Linked DNA regions of Homo sapiens: region 2 is linked to region 1. A link is a loop called in an ENCODE intact Hi-C map of the cell type or tissue named here. Cell type or tissue: HCT116. All regions are shown on one strand. Links, peaks and the distances in the headings refer to the core of each region. The heading gives the core; the rest is flanking DNA. Region 1 overlaps CYP27C1 (cytochrome P450 family 27 subfamily C member 1). Region 2 holds the start of PROC (protein C, inactivator of coagulation factors Va and VIIIa).

Region 1 (8,442 bases), core at 385-8,384:
GTGGGCTTCTTCATCTGTGCCTCCCAGGGCTGTGGGGCTCCTTAGGTGAAGCAGCAACAGCACCACCTGTCAGCCCTAAATGCCAGCACCCTGCAGTTCAGGATGCAGAGAAATCCTCAGAGGGACGATGCCTCATTCATGAAAGGCACCTGGACCACGTTTGAAAGTTGCATTTATGGCCCAACATTGCCTGTTGGTATGGTAAATAATCTAGAAGAGGGTTTTCAAATTCTCTTTCCTGTCTAGGAGTGGCCACCATCCTTTATGAGAGTCGTTTGGGCTGCCTGGAAAACAGCATCCCACAGCTGACTGTGGAATACATCGAGGCCCTGGAGCTCATGTTTAGCATGTTCAAGACCTCCATGTATGCAGGCGCCATCCCCAGATGGCTTCGCCCCTTCATCCCAAAGCCCTGGCGGGAATTCTGCAGGTCCTGGGATGGACTCTTCAAATTCAGTAAGAGAAGAATTGAGAGCACCTTTTGCAGAAGCAGGTTGACCTGCCGTGTTGTGTGTCTAACTCTCATCCAGACAATGGGTGACCATAGCAGAGGATGCCTAGATGTAGTCACGTGTTAGTTTTTGGACCCATAACTTTTGGATTTTTTTTTTTTTTGAGACGGAGTCTGGCTCTGTCGCCCATGCTGGAGTGCAGTGGTGTGATCTCAGCTCACTGCAACCTCTGCCTCCTAGGTTCAAGTGATTATCATGCCTCAGCCTCCTGAGTAGCTGCGATTACAGGCACCTGCCACCATGCCTGGCTAATTATTTTGTATTTTTAGTAGAGATGGGGTTTCACCATGTTGGCCAGGCTGGTCTTGAATTCCTGACCTCAGGTGATCACCCACCTTGACCTCCTAAAGTGCTGGGATTACAAGTGTGAGCCACCACGCCTGGCCATGGATTTGTTTTTCAAAGAAGCAAAAAGCATGTGGGTTGTGACTACAGGTAACATGATCAGTTTTTTCATTTTAAAATAATTTTTATTTTCACTAGCATGCTAGCAGGGACAGGTACAAGTAAATGTCCATGCAAGATGATGTCTTTACTCCAAATAAATTGGTCAGTGCTTAAAATGTAGAGTTTCAGGTCCACGCACATTCATTTGAATGTGACAATTTTTGTTCAAATCCAAGGTGAGATTACAAAGAGATTTGTTTTCTTATGTGACTAAAATTTTTACTATAAAAGCATTGCCAAAAATAAAGAAATTATTTTCAAAATGCTTAGAACAATGTTCTAGAGCAATGCTAACACTGAATAAAGTGTTTCATGGTGTCTTTTCAAGATCAATATTTAGGCTGGGTGCAGTGGCTCACGCCTGTAATCCCAGCACTTTGGGAGGCCGAGGTGGGAGGATCACCTGAGGTCAGTAGTTAAAGACCAGCCTGGCCAACATGGCGAAACTGCGTCTCTACTAAAAATACAAAAATTAGCTGGGCGTGGTGGCGCGTGCCTGTAATTCCAGCTACTTGGGAGGCTGAGGCAGGAGAATGGCTTGAACCCGGGAGGCGGAGGTTGCAGTGAGCCGAGATCCTGCCACTGCACTCCAGCCTGGGCCACAGAGCGAGCCTCTGTCTTAAGGAAACAACAACAACCACAACATTTATTTGAATATAGAAGTCCTGAAGTCTGTGCTGTATGGTAACATCCCAGATAATAATGTGTGGCCTTTTCCCCTCCACTCATTTTCTCTTCTGAAAGTGTGGTAGAAAAAAATAAAAGAGTTTGCATTTTGTTACTCATATTATATAAATAATTTATTTGGCTATTGGATTAGTAAAGCAAACATCTGCAAATATCCTACAGCTTATTTTTAAAAAGGAAGATACGTTTAGCTTGTCTTTTAACTTTTCATTCATTTACATAAGCAAGTGTATGAGTGAAACTCCCAGGTTGACGTTAGATAAATTGGGTTTCCTTACCCTCTGTCACCTGCCACTGGTTTAGTTAAGCTACTGGGAGGACAGAGGGCTTTGAGACTGAAAAGATGATTCTCAACCCAAACTCCTTTCAAAAGAAATACTGTTTTCAAACAGGCCAAATTCATGTTGACAACAAGTTGAGGGACATACAGTACCAAATGGACCGAGGCCGGAGGGTGAGCGGGGGACTTCTCACATACCTCTTCCTTAGCCAGGCTCTGACGCTGCAGGAGATCTACGCCAACGTGACTGAGATGCTGCTGGCCGGCGTCGACACGGTGAGTCTGGGGGTCCTGTTCTCAGCAAGCAACACACGATAACCCCTTCCTCATCACCTCATGGACGTTGTCTACTTTTTTGGAGCGGGAGGATGGAGTTTTACTCTATTGCCCAGGCTGGAGTGCAATGGCATGGTCTCGGCTCACTGCAACCTCTGCCTCTCAGGTTCAAGTGATTCTCTTGCCTCAGCCTCCAGAGTAGCTGGGATTACAGGCGCCCGCCACCACTTCCAGCTAATGTTTTGTACTTTTAGTAGCAACGGGGGTTTCACCATGTTGGCCAGGCTGGTCTCGAACTCCCGGCCTCAGGTGATCCACCCGCCTTGGCCTCCCAAAGTGCTGGGATTACAGGCATGAGCCACTGCGACTGGCCGTTGTCTACTTTTAAGGCAGATTTGTTTAGCACACTGTTCATGTTTGTACTAGGCCTGCTGCACTGCTGGGGGGCTCCAGGAGGAGAAAACTCTGTGTATGCAGTCACGCCTCACTTAATGATGCAGATTTGTTCTGAGAAATGCGTTGTTGGGTGGTCCTGTCATTGCGTGAACATCTTAGAGTGTATTTACACAAACCTAGATGGTAGCCTACCACATACCTAGGCTGCACGGTAGAGCCTATTACTCCTAGGCTACACAACTGTACGGAATGTTACTGTACTGAATACTGTGGGCAGCTGGAACACAGTGGTAAGTATGTGTGTATCTAACATACTTAAACATTGGCAAGCTACAGTACAAATGTGGCTTTATAATCTTATGGGATCACCATTGTATATTGGGTCCATCATTGACCAAAACATCACTATACGATGCATGATTGTATATTAAATGTAAGGTGCATAATGATTTCTGTGAAAAGCATAACCAAAATTCCATTAGCACACACACAAAATGATAATAAATGTTTAAAGTTTACAAATCATTCCTGATTTGTAAACATTTTGTCATTGTTTCATAATTTCATACATGAAGAGGGTACAGACATTAAAAACCTTATTAGTTATCATTTAAAATATTCCAGGCCATGGAATTTATTTATAAAGCCAAGAATTCATTTCATTCACTCCCCAATTTGTTCTATAAAGCCAACATAACTTCAAAACCAAAACCTGCTAAAGAGAGTGTAAAGAAAGTAAACTAAAGCAGTTTGGTTGATGAGTGCGTGTGTGTGTGTGTGTGTGTGTGTGTGTATCAACAAATTCCCTGTGAATGGAGCCCAGTAGCATGGCAGATCAATGATACACTGGGACCAGGGAGGGTTCATATCAGAATGAGACAGAGCACTGCCCATTAACCTGGGGGGAACCCACAGGCTATCCGATGGGAAAGGAAGAGGCAGACCAGCATGTATACTGTGTCCTGTGAGTAAGATGCAGCGGCACCGCCCCCTCCCGGCTGTGTGCATCTGCACATCTGTCCGTGACTGTGCGAACACAGAGCAGCGCGTGGAGGGAACACACTAGATAGTTAACATGGGTTTTTGGCTGGCTGGGGGTGGCATGGTCCGGGGGGAATAAGGAGCCAAGTTCCTTTCAAAAGCACATGTGTAATATGATACAATTAATAGGATACGTGTGAAAATGATCGCCGTGTAGGTACAGGTGAAAGCAGTTGTAAAATTTGCTAAAAGGAAATGGCAAAACAGGGAGGAGCTAGGCTGATGCTTTCAGTGGGTGGAAGATAATGAAATTTCTGGCTGGAAACTGGGGAAGCTGCGGGCTGGGGTGCTGCTGGTGGTCGGGTGGAAAGAGAGAATTAAGATTGCGTGACGCTTCGCTGTTTCCAAAGCATTGCACGCACACCCTGCCTGTCTCACAGCTTCCTCTAAGGTAGGAGTCATTGACTTCATTAACAGGTGGGGAAACTAAACAACCAAGCCCATCATCTCAAAGCTTTTCCTTTGCACGGGTGCTTCCCGGCCTTGAATAAGGCACGCCCCGCACAGACCTACATCTTAAAGGGGCAAAAAAGCCTCAAGGCTTTATTTTTATTGTAATATCACTTAAGCATGTAAAAGCGAAAAACAAAACAAAACAAAACAAAAACAAACCCACACAGCATAAACTCCTTATTCTTTTGGATTTTGTGCAACAATAAAACAAAAAGTATATGAACTAAATGCAAACTAAATGATGCAATCAATGAGAATTCTAATTAACTACCTGAATGTGATGGTGTGGATTCGCTCAAATTAAGACACCACTTGAAAGGTGAAGAAATCAATGAATGGCTTCGTCGCTGAGCTTGTGCCTCCTGTCCCCTGGTGGTAACTAAGAACATCACAATGAGGTGGCATTCAGAAGGAAGCTGTTCCTTTTAGCATCCTACAATAGAAGCCAGGGAACAAATTCTTACAACTTCATACTGATTTTTAAAAATTAGTATGATTTTATTGCGGTATAACTTATGCATAGTCAACTCCATTTAAACTGCATAATGCGATACAGATTTTTGACAGATGGAATCATTTATGAAACCACTGCCACATTTTTCTAAACATTGATGAGAATGGAATCATATAGCATGCTGTCTTTTCCATCTGGCTTCCTGCACTCAGAAGAATGACTCAGGTTCATTCATGTGGTGGCATAGAACAGTAATTGATTCTTTTTTATTACTAAGTAGTATTCCATTGTATGGATATACCACATTTTTTCCATAAAAATGTGATCTAAATAGAAATTTTCTATTCTCTTGATAGGAAGCATCTAAGTAATCTTTTATAATTTATAAGACCTTGCACATTATATTATATATACAAGAGGGCTGCCCTCTAAAACACGTGATATCTTCTACAAGAAAATGATATCAATATTGCCTGCTTAAATTAGTTTTTTTTTTTTGGTGAAAGAGAAAGGCCTTTATACTGTGGCATTTCCTTGTTTACTAGAGAGTGAAATGTAGTCCCATAGATGATACTATTGATTTTAGCGAAAATCTTGGGACCTACGAGAATAAAACAATTATTTTCAATAAGTAGAAAGGTTTGAGAAGAGGTATAAAAAATGACATGGCTGACCGGGCGTGGTGGCTCACGCCTGTAATCCCAGCACTTTGGGAGACCCGAGGTGGGCAGATCACAAGGTCAGGAGTTCCAGACCATCCTGGCTAACAGTGAAATCCTGTCTCTCCTAAAAATACAAAAAATTAGCCGGGCGTGGTGGTGAGCGCCTGTAGTCCCAGCTACTCGGGAGGCTGAGGCAGGAGAATGGCATGAACCCGGGAGGCAGAGCTTGCAGTGAGCCGAGATCGCGTCACTGCATTCCAGCCTGGGCGACAGAGCGAGACTCCGTCTCAAAAAAAAAAAAAAAGACACTGCTTTGCATAGACGAGTTATTGACTTGCTCTGTGTGGACCTTACTTGATGAAGGCAGGACACGATGGCTAACTAGTGATCTCCTGTGCACTCCAATCTCTAGATTAGGGCAGCCAGAGTGGGCCGGGCCCAGCATCCTGGGGATGCCGGGGGGCAGCCTGAGGCCCTTTCTGGCACACACCGAGCAAGCCCTGCAAAGAAGGTCACACAAAGTCCCAGCAGATCCTCCAGGCTCCACGGCATCCCTGACATATTGCTCTTCAGTGATTAAAAAAAGCTCCAGGATCATTTTTCCTGTGGCTCTTCATGACAGGAGCACATGAATCATAGAGTCAATGTCACTTGCCAAATACGTTCAGTTATTTATTTATTTATTTATTTGCCATGAATTAAGGAAACAGTCTTTCGTTTTTAGTAAGACATTAGGTGCTATATGGAATTGGATGAGTTTGACTTTGTGCTGTGTGTATTCCCAGGGGACTTCCTACCTGCCACCGCCTCTGTTTCAGTCCCTGGTGTTACTCACTGCCTGCCTGTGTCTGCCACTTTCTCTCCTTAGACGTCCTTCACCTTGTCTTGGACTGTGTACCTCCTGGCAAGGCACCCAGAAGTGCAGCAGACGGTGTACCGGGAGATTGTGAAGAATTTAGGGGAAAGGCATGTTCCAACTGCAGCTGATGTCCCCAAGGTCCCGCTGGTCAGAGCTCTCCTTAAGGAAACCCTGAGGTAAAAGGCTCGCCAGAATCCGTCAACAAACTGTGTCCCTTAGGTCCCTGGTTCTCTATCACAACAAGTCCTCCAAATGCCCCCCCGGCTGACCTGTTCAGGATGAGGATGTTCGTGACTGTTATTTTTTCTCTGCTCTTGTCAGAATAGCAGAAAGACCATTCTGTTTTATGGGTCGACATAATCCTTGTTCTCTGTAAAGATCTTTGGGCCAGGCACAGTGGCTCACGCCTGTAATCCCAGCACTTTGGGAGGCCAAGGCAGATTACCTGAGGTCAGGAGTTCAAGAGCAGCCTGGCCAACATGGTGAAACTGCGTCTCTACTAAAAATACAAAAATTAGCAGGGCGTGGTGGTAGGCACCTGTAGTCCCAGCTACTTGGGAGGCTGGGGCAAGAGAATCGCTTGAAGTTAGGTGATGGAGCCAAGATTGCACCAGTGCACTCCAGCCTGGGCAACAGAGCGAGGCTCTGTCTCAAAAAAAAAAAAAAAAGAAAAAAGATCTTTGGAGCAGTCATTGAATATTGTCCCTGCTTTAGCCAATTGGCTTACTGGGGGTTTCCCAAAATGTTCCTGGGTCAATGGCCTTTGACTTTGTTCCTCTGAAGATAACACGAAACAAGATCGATTTGTTAGGAAAATAGTTTGACCTGTTCAGCTGATTTGCAGACCTGGATACAAACCTCATGGTTCTTGAGTGAATGTTCTCATCTGGGTTTAGACGCCACCCAGTGAGGCTCAATTACTCCCAGACAGGGCTTTCCTGACAAACAGAAAAGCCGGAGGGATGTGGGTTGTCCTGGGTTGAGGGGATGGTTTGGGTAGGAGGTGGGATTAGGGACGGATTACATCCCTTCCCCCAAACACGGCATCCTCTGTGAGGAAATGCTGCGACAAAAAGCAAAGCTTGTTTTCTGCAGTATATACTAAAGAATTCTTTCAAAGCTGACTTGATAATGACCGTCAACCTATATAGCATGCTGTTGAACCTCAAAATTAAAAAAAAAGAAGCAGCTGGCTGTGGGGTTTATTGGTATTTGTCAATTAAAGTTTTATTCAGGGTTTTCTGAGATAATCCGATCGCCGAAGTATCTTTTCTCCAAATGCATTTCATGGGGCCTTAAGTCCTATGAACTATTCCTTGATAAAGTGGTCCCGTGGTCACATAAAATATTAGAAACTTGGAATTTCCCTCCTGGGAACACAATGGCATGTGAAAGGCTTGGCTTTGTGTTTTGCAAATGTTTTGCTTTGGGAGTCTTTTCCACATTCCTCAGAATACTCGCTGGTAAAGCAAGCCAACAAAGAAGCAGCAAAGGTCCTTGCAAAATGTTTCAGTTGAAAATGTACCATGTGTTACTTTTTAAGAATTTTTAATGGAAATGGGAATATATCCAGGGTTCTGAACGTTCAATAAAATACTGTGAAAGTCACCACGCCATTCCCGTCCCCGCTGGCTCTTTTCCAGGCTGTTTCCAGTGCTGCCAGGGAACGGCCGGGTCACCCAGGAAGACCTGGTTATTGGCGGGTATCTGATTCCGAAAGGCGTGAGTTTGGGGCCATGGGGGTGGCCAGGCCTTGCGGGTCGGGGTTGAATTGGAATCTGCTTCTACCTTCAGGAAGTCTTTGTCCCTAAGCAGAGATCAATAGGTTTCCTTTTCTTTTGCATGTATTTTAAGATGAAGATGGGGTGTTGGGAGAAAGGAAGGGAATGGTGTGATCTCACTGCTCTGGAAACTTACTGCTCACCAGCAAGGCAGCCCATGCTCCTTGGCCTGCTCCCCAGGCCGTGTGGAAGTGGCCAGTCACCGCTGGGAGTCTCTGAAGGGCTCGACGGTCTTCTCAGTGGCTGCAGTGACATTTGGGGTGCAGTGTGGAGTGGGAAGGGGGGAGCGGCTGCCATCCTGGGTGTGAGTGGACCCGGGCGGCCCCCAGGCGGGAGCACCCCGGGAGACTGTCCGGCTAGGGCTCTGGGCCCTGCCCTGCTCTTGAGTGATTCTGCCCCTTTTCCCTTTTCTGTCATCCCTGATTTCCTCAGACCCAGCTGGCCCTTTGCCACTATGCCACATCGTACCAGGATGAGAACTTCCCTCGGGCCAAGGAGTTCCGGCCTGAGCGCTGGCTGCGGAAAGGAGACTTAGATAGAGTTGACAATTTTGGATCCATCCCCTTTGGTCATGGGGTTCGCAGCTGCATAGGG
Region 2 (8,442 bases), core at 130-8,129, 220 kb before region 1:
GGCTGCCCGCTCTACGTGGGGCTGAGCTCACACTGCCTGCCTAGAAAGCAGCTCCAGAATGCAGTGGAGAGGGTGCCAGGATGTTTGTGTCCTCCCTGGGGACAGTGGGGTGGCTGCCTCTGCCGGTCTGATGACTGGGCTGAGAATATTAGCTAACGTTGATTGGACACTCATGGTGTCTTTCAAACAATTTTTACAGGATTCACAGGGCAGGCCATGAAGCCAGACTGCACGGTGCAAATTCCAGCTCCAGCACTTACTGGAGGGCAATGTTGGGCAAGATGCTTAACTGCTCCATGCCTCAGTTTCCTCATTTGTAAAATGGATGGAATAACGTGGTGTATCTGTGCCTTAAAGGGTGTTGTGAGAATTAAAGGAGTTAGTCCACATAAAGCTCTCAAAACAGGCTTTGCACATAGCTCATGCTCAGTAAACATGAGATATTATGACTTCAGTTAAGGCTCACAACCACCCAAGAGGTAGTTATTAATGCTGTCAACCCCATTTCATAGAGGGGGAAACTGAGACTCGGAGGAGTTAAGTGGTTTATTAAAAATCCAACCCTTGCTGGTCTCCGTTGATTGCACAGGGAAGTCACCAACCCAGGGGATCGATCAGATTCTGTCCCCCATCCTCCAGGAGTAGGGTCTCACACCATCAGTACACTGCAGGCACCAGACTCGGAAGACTGAGGCAAGGTCCTGGGTCTCCATGTTTACATCCATGCATTACTCGCAGAGCCAGGACTCAAGGCCAGGCCTGTGTGGTTTTAGGCCTGGAAATTCAACCCCTGCCCCAAACCACCAGGTGCTCCAAAAGGCCACAGAGATAGCCCTGGTGGCCAGAGATCAAGGAACCCTCCCCAGTGGATAGGCCACGTGGCCCTCTGCACACCCTACCGGACCCTGCTCTCCATTCTTGCCGACTCCCTCTGAGGCCACTTCTGAGATTTGTTCAAATCCGACACCCCCAAAGGTGGAAGTGGGGTGGGGAGAATGGAGGGTCCTGGGCTCCAAACTGTCTGTTGGAATGGCCCTGGGCCCTGGGGACCCTTGGCCTGGAAAGAGGGAGGCGCATGGCAAAGGGACCTGAGACTGTGGCTGCCAGGCCTGGCCTGTGGAGGGCCTTGTGTCCTTTCACCCCAAGCTCAGGCTTGTTGAGCACCCTGGCTGGAGGATTCAGCCCTCATCACCACCTAGCTCTCTTCTCCCGGGGGCAGCCCTCCCTCCACACCCCTCATAGACCTGCCTGGAGGGGGACTCACAGGGGCGGGTCGTGGAGATACTGCAAGTTCGCCGTCCTGCCGCCATGACAGCCTGGAGTTCGAGTTAATCCATAACCACAAATATTTGCTTGGCCCTCAGCACTGAGGCCTCCCTCTCCATAGACAAACAGTGGCACTAGCACTCCTGGTCCTAGCTCAGCACGGCTTGTTCTGCCCGAAGCCCACCTCTGCCCACCAAGGATGCCGTCCAGCAGGGAGGGAGGTGAGGGCAAAACCCTTGACAGATGTGGTCTCATTTTAGCCCCATAGTGGCTGGCTGAGGGAGGAACGTTGTCCCTGTTTTTCAGATGGGGACATTTTTGCCCAGAGATATTATAGTTTGCCCAAGATCAGCACAACAGGTAATATTCCATATTTCGTCAAATCTAAAATACCATTAATTATAAGACACATGTATTTATGTGCCACCATACAAGAAAAAAGACGCTGTCCCAATGACATGCCATCCCAATTTCTGATACATAAAATCATGAGAAGATGCTCCTTTTTGGGTCCCCAGTGCATAGGTGCTGGGCACTGGGCTCCACCCTCACCTCCAATTGCTCACAAATCACCCCCAATCCCCACCCCCAACACACACACACAATGGCACATAGCATCCCTCTAACCTCTATTTTTCAGGTAAGGACACTCAAGTTTTGTGTTACTCGCCCAGATTCACTGAGCTGGTAGTTGGCAGATTTAATTTGAACTCAGGTCTTGCTGCTTCCATTTGGCCCCTTTTGTGGACCAGTAAGAAAAATGAACGGGATTCCAGAAAGGCTGCAGCAATTTCCTGGCCGGGGTGCCAGAAGGGAGAAGGGCAGAAATAAAGGGTCCAGCTCAGCACCTTTGCCTGTGTCCTGCAGTCTATCAGCATTTATTAAGCGTCTTCCTGCTCCGAACCGGGCTGCACCAGAGATGCCCCCCTTTCCTCCCTGCCCTACCTGTTCCTGGGAAGACTTGCCCACGTTCCTTCTCCAAGTCTGCACCTCTAAACGGGGCATGTGACCCTGCCTCGCTGGCTTCCATTGATTGCACAGGGAAGTCACCAACCCAGGGGATTGATCAGAGGAGTAGGGTCTCACACTGTCAGTACACCATAAGTACCAGACTCGGAAGATTGAGGCCAGGTCCTGGGCATCCATGTTTACGCTTAAAGCAGAGGAAGCTGATGAGAAGGAAGATGCAGGTGTGCAGAGGGGGACTGAGGCCACGGACACCTAGAGAGTCCCAGGGAGCAGCGGAAGGAGGCCCCTGCCTCCTTATGATTGGTGGCACATCCTGGCTTCGGGTGCAGGAGGGTCCCCATGCCCTCCTAAAACCCTATTCCTCCTGAAGTTTCTTTAAATTGGCTGGAACAGCTTGTGTTGATTGTAACCAGATGCCTCCTGCTGAGGCACCACACCATGCTGGGCTGTGGTGGTACCAGGCCCTCCTAGAGGAACAGGGTAAAACTCTAACACTCTAACAAGTCAGGCCCACCTTGCCCAGGGGCAGGTACACATAGGAAATGCTTACAGAATTCAGAGGAGAGGGCAATCAGTACAAGCTGGCATAGCCAGGGGAGGCTGCCTGTAGGAGGTGACACTTCAGCTGGACATCAAAGAGCAGACAGGAGGAAAGACATCCCCCCCAACCCCACCCCAGGTTGGGAGACAGTGGGGAGACACAGAACACAAGCAGTCAGGAGGTGCTAGGAGGGGTGGAGGTGGAGAGGAGGTGGAGGGTGAGGCAATGGATTTTGAAATCGAGACTATGAGAAGTGGAGAACCAGGAGCTGTTTGTGACAGGCTGTGGCAGCTGCCTAGAAAAGCAGAGACAAGCTTCTGGGAACTCAGACAGGAAGCATGAAGACCCCATGCACAACCACAGAAGGCACCAGCTTGTATGTCCCTGTTTGCTTCAGGCGTCGCCCCCGCAAGTCTGCAGAGATCACTGCCCTCTGCTTTGCCTTCCAGGTGCAAGATGTTGTGGGTATTCTTTTGGCGCCGCTTCCCTTCCCCACCAACTTCTCGCCCTCTACTCCTCCCCACCCCAGCACAGGCAGCCGCTCCAGGGCAAGTCTATGCAGGCTCCACACACTGATTCTGACCTGCATAAATGGACTCTGCCCGGGGCACCCATGTCCAAACCAGCCCAGGTGCCCAAAGCACCGGCACCGGTACGAGCCAGGGCGGCTGCAATGCTCCCAAGTGCCCAGTGCTGGGGGTTGGGGGTGCCACGGCTTGGCAGGCTGCCCAGAGGGCGGAAGGGTCCTCTGCAGAGCTCTGCACGCCTGTCGGCCGACGGGGACTCTGCACGGCGGGCTGCGTCACGGCCGCCTCATCGGCTGGCAGCGCAGGAAACCCCGTCACCTTCTCGAGGTAGGGACAGTCCTGCCGCCAGCCGTTCCTGCGATCCCAGGGTCTCTGCAGTTACACCTGGTTCCAGCCGGGGGCGCCGCGCCGCACCGCTCCTGCGGAGGAGCCAGGCGCCCTTCACAGGCGCGGCCTCACCCGCTTTACTTGTCAGGTGTGAGTCGCCCCACGTGCACCCGAACGCGGTCAGGTCCACCCAGGAAGCCGGAGCAGGACTTTGGGCAGCGAGCTCGCTGTGAGTTAGAGAGCAGAGGGACACCTGTGGCTAAGGAATTCGCTGCATGGATGAAGACCCAAGCAAAGGAGCTAGAACCAAATGTGTGTGGGGCAAGGCCAGCCACAACTACCGGAGCAGGCGGGGTTCCAAAGCCCTCAGCTCTGGAGTCACGTTCCCACGGCCTTAAACCTCCGCTAGCCTTTTTCTGACAGGGGGATTTAACTTCCCTGTGTCTCAATGTCCACATTTGTAAAATGGGGTCAGCGTCCGTCTCAGGTGACTGTTATAAGGGTCACGTTAAATCTTTTATTAATTTTTTAATTAAAAAAGTTTTGAAACAGGGTCTCTCTGGCTCTGTCACCCAGGCTGGAGTGCAGTGGCGGGATCACAGCTCTCTGCGGCCTAGATCTCCTGGGCTCAAGCGATTCTTCTGTTTCAGCCACCTCAGTAGCTGGGATCACAGGCCCGTGCCACCACGCCCAGCTGATTTTTAAAAATTTTTAGGAGAGAGGAGGTCTTGCTGTGTTGCTCTAGAACTCCTGACCTCAAGTGATCCTCCCTCCTCAGCCTGCCAAAGTGCTGAGATTACAGGCGGGAGCCACTGTGCCTGGCCTTATTTTTAAGTATTTTATACAAAGTGGACATGGCCTGGGACTTAACAGGACTTCCCACAGGCCTGGGAAGGTCAGGGAGGGGCCGACTAGGAGGGGAAGGGGTCAAGGACAGCTGCTGCTGTGTGGAAGCTCAGACTGCACAGATCCGTTGTACAGATTAGGGCTGATCATTCAGTCAGCCCTAACCTGTACAACACTCCCCACCCCTTGCGTTTTGGCCCTGGCTCTGCCAATAGATGCCAGAAACCCAACTTGAGCTCACTCTGCTGAACAGTGATGAGAGATGGGCTGGTGGTCAGGGCTGACGGGACTAAGGTTCCTTCTCACCCCATGCCACTCCCCTGTGTGGGCATTGCCCATTCTCCATTCTCTCTGCAGGGACGCTGTGCTGCTCAGCCCACCCCAGGCAGGGCAGGGAGGACAGACACTAGAGAGGCTCCCGGGAGCTCCCTGGTAAGAAGTGGAGTGGGATGGATGCAGTCCAACGTCTCTCTCTTTTGTTGTTGTCAGGTTATTGTGGTATAATTTACACACAGGGAAACTCACACTTTAAAAATGTACAGTTCTGCTTGTTTTGACAAATGTATGTTATAGTGCATCCACCACCACATCATGATATACACATTTTCATCACCCTCAGAAATTCTGTGTTCCACCCCAACTCTTGGCAACCACTGATTGGATTTCTATCTCTATAATCTGCATTTTCTAGAATAGCATATAAAGGGAATCCTACAGCACATATATATATTTTTTTGAGTTGGTGTCTTGCTCTCTTGCCCAGGCTGGAGTGCAGTGGTGTGATCTCAGCTCGCTGCAATCTCCACCTCCTGGGTTCAAGTGATTCTCCTGCCTCAGCCTCCTGAGTAGCTGGAATTACAGGCACACGCCACCACACCTGCCTAATTTTTGTATTTTTTAGTTTCACCATGTTGGCCAGGCTAGTCTTGAATTCCTGACCGCAAGTGATCCGCCCACCTCAGCCTCCCAAAGTGCTGGGATTATAGGCGTGAGCCACCGTGCCCAACCAGTACATAGCTTTTTAAGACTACCTTCTTTCACTCAGCATAAAGCTTTTGAGATTTATTCATGTGGAATTCTATATCAGTACTTTATTTCTTTTTATTGCTGACTGGGCTCCATTATATAGATGTGCCACAATCTGTTATCCATTTGCCAGTTCTTGGCTATCATTAAATTAAGCTGCTAGAACATTTATGTATAGGTCCTTGTGTGGGCATATGTTTTCATTTCTCTTGGGTAATATCTAGGAATAAGATTGCTGAGTCATGTGGTGAGTACGTGTTTACTTTTGGGAAAAAAAAATAAAGTCAAACTTTTCCAGAGTGGTGGTGGCATTTTGCATTCCCACCAAGCAATGTCTGAGTGTTCCTGTTGCTCTGCATCCTCACCAGCATTTGGTGTTGTCGGTTGTTTTTTAATTTTAATTTTCAATTTTTAGCCTTCTTAATAGATGTGTAGTGGTATCTCATTGTAGCTTTAATTTTCATTTCCCTCTTCTCTGGTGATTTTGAGCATCTTTTCCTGTGCTAATTTGCTATTTATATCTTCTTTGGTGAAGTGCCAGTTTAAGTCTTTGGGCTGTTTTTTGTTTGTTTCTTTGTTTTTGAGGGTTTTTTAAATTGAGTTTTTAGAATTTGTATGTATCCTAGTAACAAGCCCTTTGTCAGCTAAGTATTTTGCAAAAATTTCCTCTCAGTCTGTGACTTGTCTTTTATACTTAACAGTGTCTTTTAATGAACAGATGTTTGTAATTTTGATGAAGTCCAATTATCAACATTTTCTTTTATGATTCGTGCTTTTGTGTCCTACCAAAGAACACTGCCTTATTCAAGGTCACAAAGGCTTTCTCTTATGTTTTCTTCTAGAAGCTTTATGGTTTTTCACTCTTACATTTACATCTCTGACCCATTTTGAATTCGTTAATTTTGGTATATGGTGTGAGGTAGGGGCCAAGAATCATTCTTTAAAATATATGGAGATCTAGTTGTCACAGTCCCATTTCTTGCAAACACTATCCTTTCTCCCATTGAATTGCTTTGGTGCTTTGTTGAAATCAATTGACCGTATATGCATACATCTACTTCTGGACTCTATTTTGTTCTGTTAATCTATCTTTCATTTTTATGCCAACATTATAATGTCTTAATTGCTATTACAAGATTCAAGTAACTCATGAAATCAAGTAGTGTAAGTCCTCCAACTTTGTTCTTATTTTTCAAAATTGTTTTGGCTATTCTAGGTCCTTTCTACTTCTATATAAATTTTAGAACCAATTTCTCAATTTCTAAAAAAAAAATTCCTGGTGAAATCTTGATTTGGATTGAATTGAATCTATAGAACAATTTAGGAATAAAAGACATCTTAATGTTGAGTCTTCTCATCTATTAGCATGGTATTTCTCTACATTTATTCAGCTCTTTGTTAATTTCTCTCTCCAATGTTTAATTGTTTTCAGGTATAGGTCTTGAACATATTTTGTTAAATTTATCCCTACTTATTTCATGTTTTAAAAATGTTATTGTAAGTGGCATTTTAAAAATTTGAACTTACAATTGTTTGTTGCTAGTGTTTATAAATACAATTGACTTTTTAAATTGAGACATTATTTCTTGATTCTATAAACATGATAAGATGATCAACTATCCCATTTGTCTGGGATTGTACCATTTTTAACACTAAAAGTCCTAAAGAAGAAGCCAAAAAGTTAAAGGGAAGTAAACTCTCCCTTGGGAAGAGAAAAGTCGAGGTTTTCAGTGATTGATACAGGAGATTAGGGGAAAGGTATAAAACCCACATGGCAACCCCAGAAACAGAGGCCGAAGGCAACACTGGTTTTAGTGCCAAATGGGCACATCACCTTCCTTAGTGTCTGTTGCTGAGGACAACCACCATGATTTGTAGTACACCATAGTGGATCATCCATTATTATGTCACTCCTTGTGATGTAACTTAAGCGCGCTATAATCTTGAACGTGACCATCCACTTTGCCTGCGGATTAATTGTTGTGCTTTGTATTGAGACACTGCTAGTTTAATTTTAGCATGGTGACTACTGAGGCCATGTTTTCTTAAGCATTCAGGTGATGAAAATGAGGAAATGGTGTTGCAATATCAATGCCCGCGTGACCCAAATGGCCATGTTATTTTAACGACAGGAGGAGTGACACAGACAACTGGATGAGGGAGGTAAAGAATCAAAACAAGGGATACTGCGCAATAAGCAGAGAGAATTCGGGGTTGGGCATGGTGGAAGAAGGGACTGTAGAGACTGCCTCACAAGTCCTCAGTGAGATAGGCAAGTATGTCCACATTAACCAAAAAGCTTTTTGTCTCCACAAAAGACACCAATTGAAAATAGTGGCTGCTGAATTAGCTAGGGCAAACTACAAAAATGAATTTGTGTGATTGTGCTGCTCCTTTGATTGTTTTTTGAAACTGAGTAGGGGCACATTTCCTCATTTACAGGCTGTAACTGAAATATCACGTGGGTGAACAAAGGGAGAAATGTCGATGGCAGCTGTGTTGACCCTTTACAACATGCAGCGGATTCTGCCAGATCCCACCAACAATCATGCTTTCTACAGTAACCAAGTGCTGCATCCAATCATGGCAATGAAAAACAGTTCTCCTAACTTGTAAATACTTTGATTTGAAAAAATGGAGTTTCAAATCATCCTTTTTATTTCTATGAAGATTTTAATCCACCTGCAGAAAAAAAAAAAGAATGTTGATGCTATCTTGTCCAAATACAAACATGACTTTGCCCATCTGTCTGCCTATTTGGCAGACCGTGCAAATGTAAATTTTTGCAAATTCCATGCAGTCTATGAACGCTTTACCAAAGAAAAGTTAAAAATATTAGCCACGAAGTGTCCTGCACATTTTGTACACATCAGTAAAAAGGGGTGGAGTTTCCTTCCCTGTGATATTGATGCTTTCAAAATGAAAGCTTTTATTTACTTT

What was found. Hi-C counts contacts between places; a loop is a spot of excess contacts. Peaks named below come from ENCODE experiments on the same cell type or tissue, not always from the same donor. Only the 100,000 strongest peaks of a DNase experiment are listed, where the experiment ranks them.
Region 2: it touches region 1 in a loop (11-fold over the local background); 5 of 110 quality-filtered maps call a loop at or near these places.

Annotation. Positions count from the first base shown.
Region 1 is chr2:127,193,136-127,201,577 of GRCh38, reverse strand. It overlaps CYP27C1 (cytochrome P450 family 27 subfamily C member 1), which reads left to right. Exons shown (of 9, transcript NM_001367502.1): 4 at 247-456; 5 at 2,039-2,202; 6 at 6,077-6,243; 7 at 7,711-7,789; 8 at 8,281-8,442. Among named protein-coding and RNA genes, the nearest start is that of CYP27C1, 23 kb to the left of the region's middle. RefSeq lists a silencer at 4,331-4,625. In HCT116, for the core only: CTCF peaks have their summits at 3,589 (motif pointing left) and 4,464 (motif pointing left); DNase peaks (open chromatin) are centred at 3,567 and 4,457; H3K4me3 peaks cover 1,148 bases.
Region 2 is chr2:127,411,315-127,419,756 of GRCh38, reverse strand. PROC (protein C, inactivator of coagulation factors Va and VIIIa) reads right to left here and starts at 1,330. Exons shown (of 9, transcript NM_000312.4): 1 at 1,265-1,330. RefSeq lists enhancers at 3,167-3,226, 3,607-4,369. In HCT116, for the core only: CTCF peaks have their summits at 3,488 and 3,691 (motif pointing right); a DNase peak (open chromatin) is centred at 3,666; H3K4me3 peaks cover 908 bases.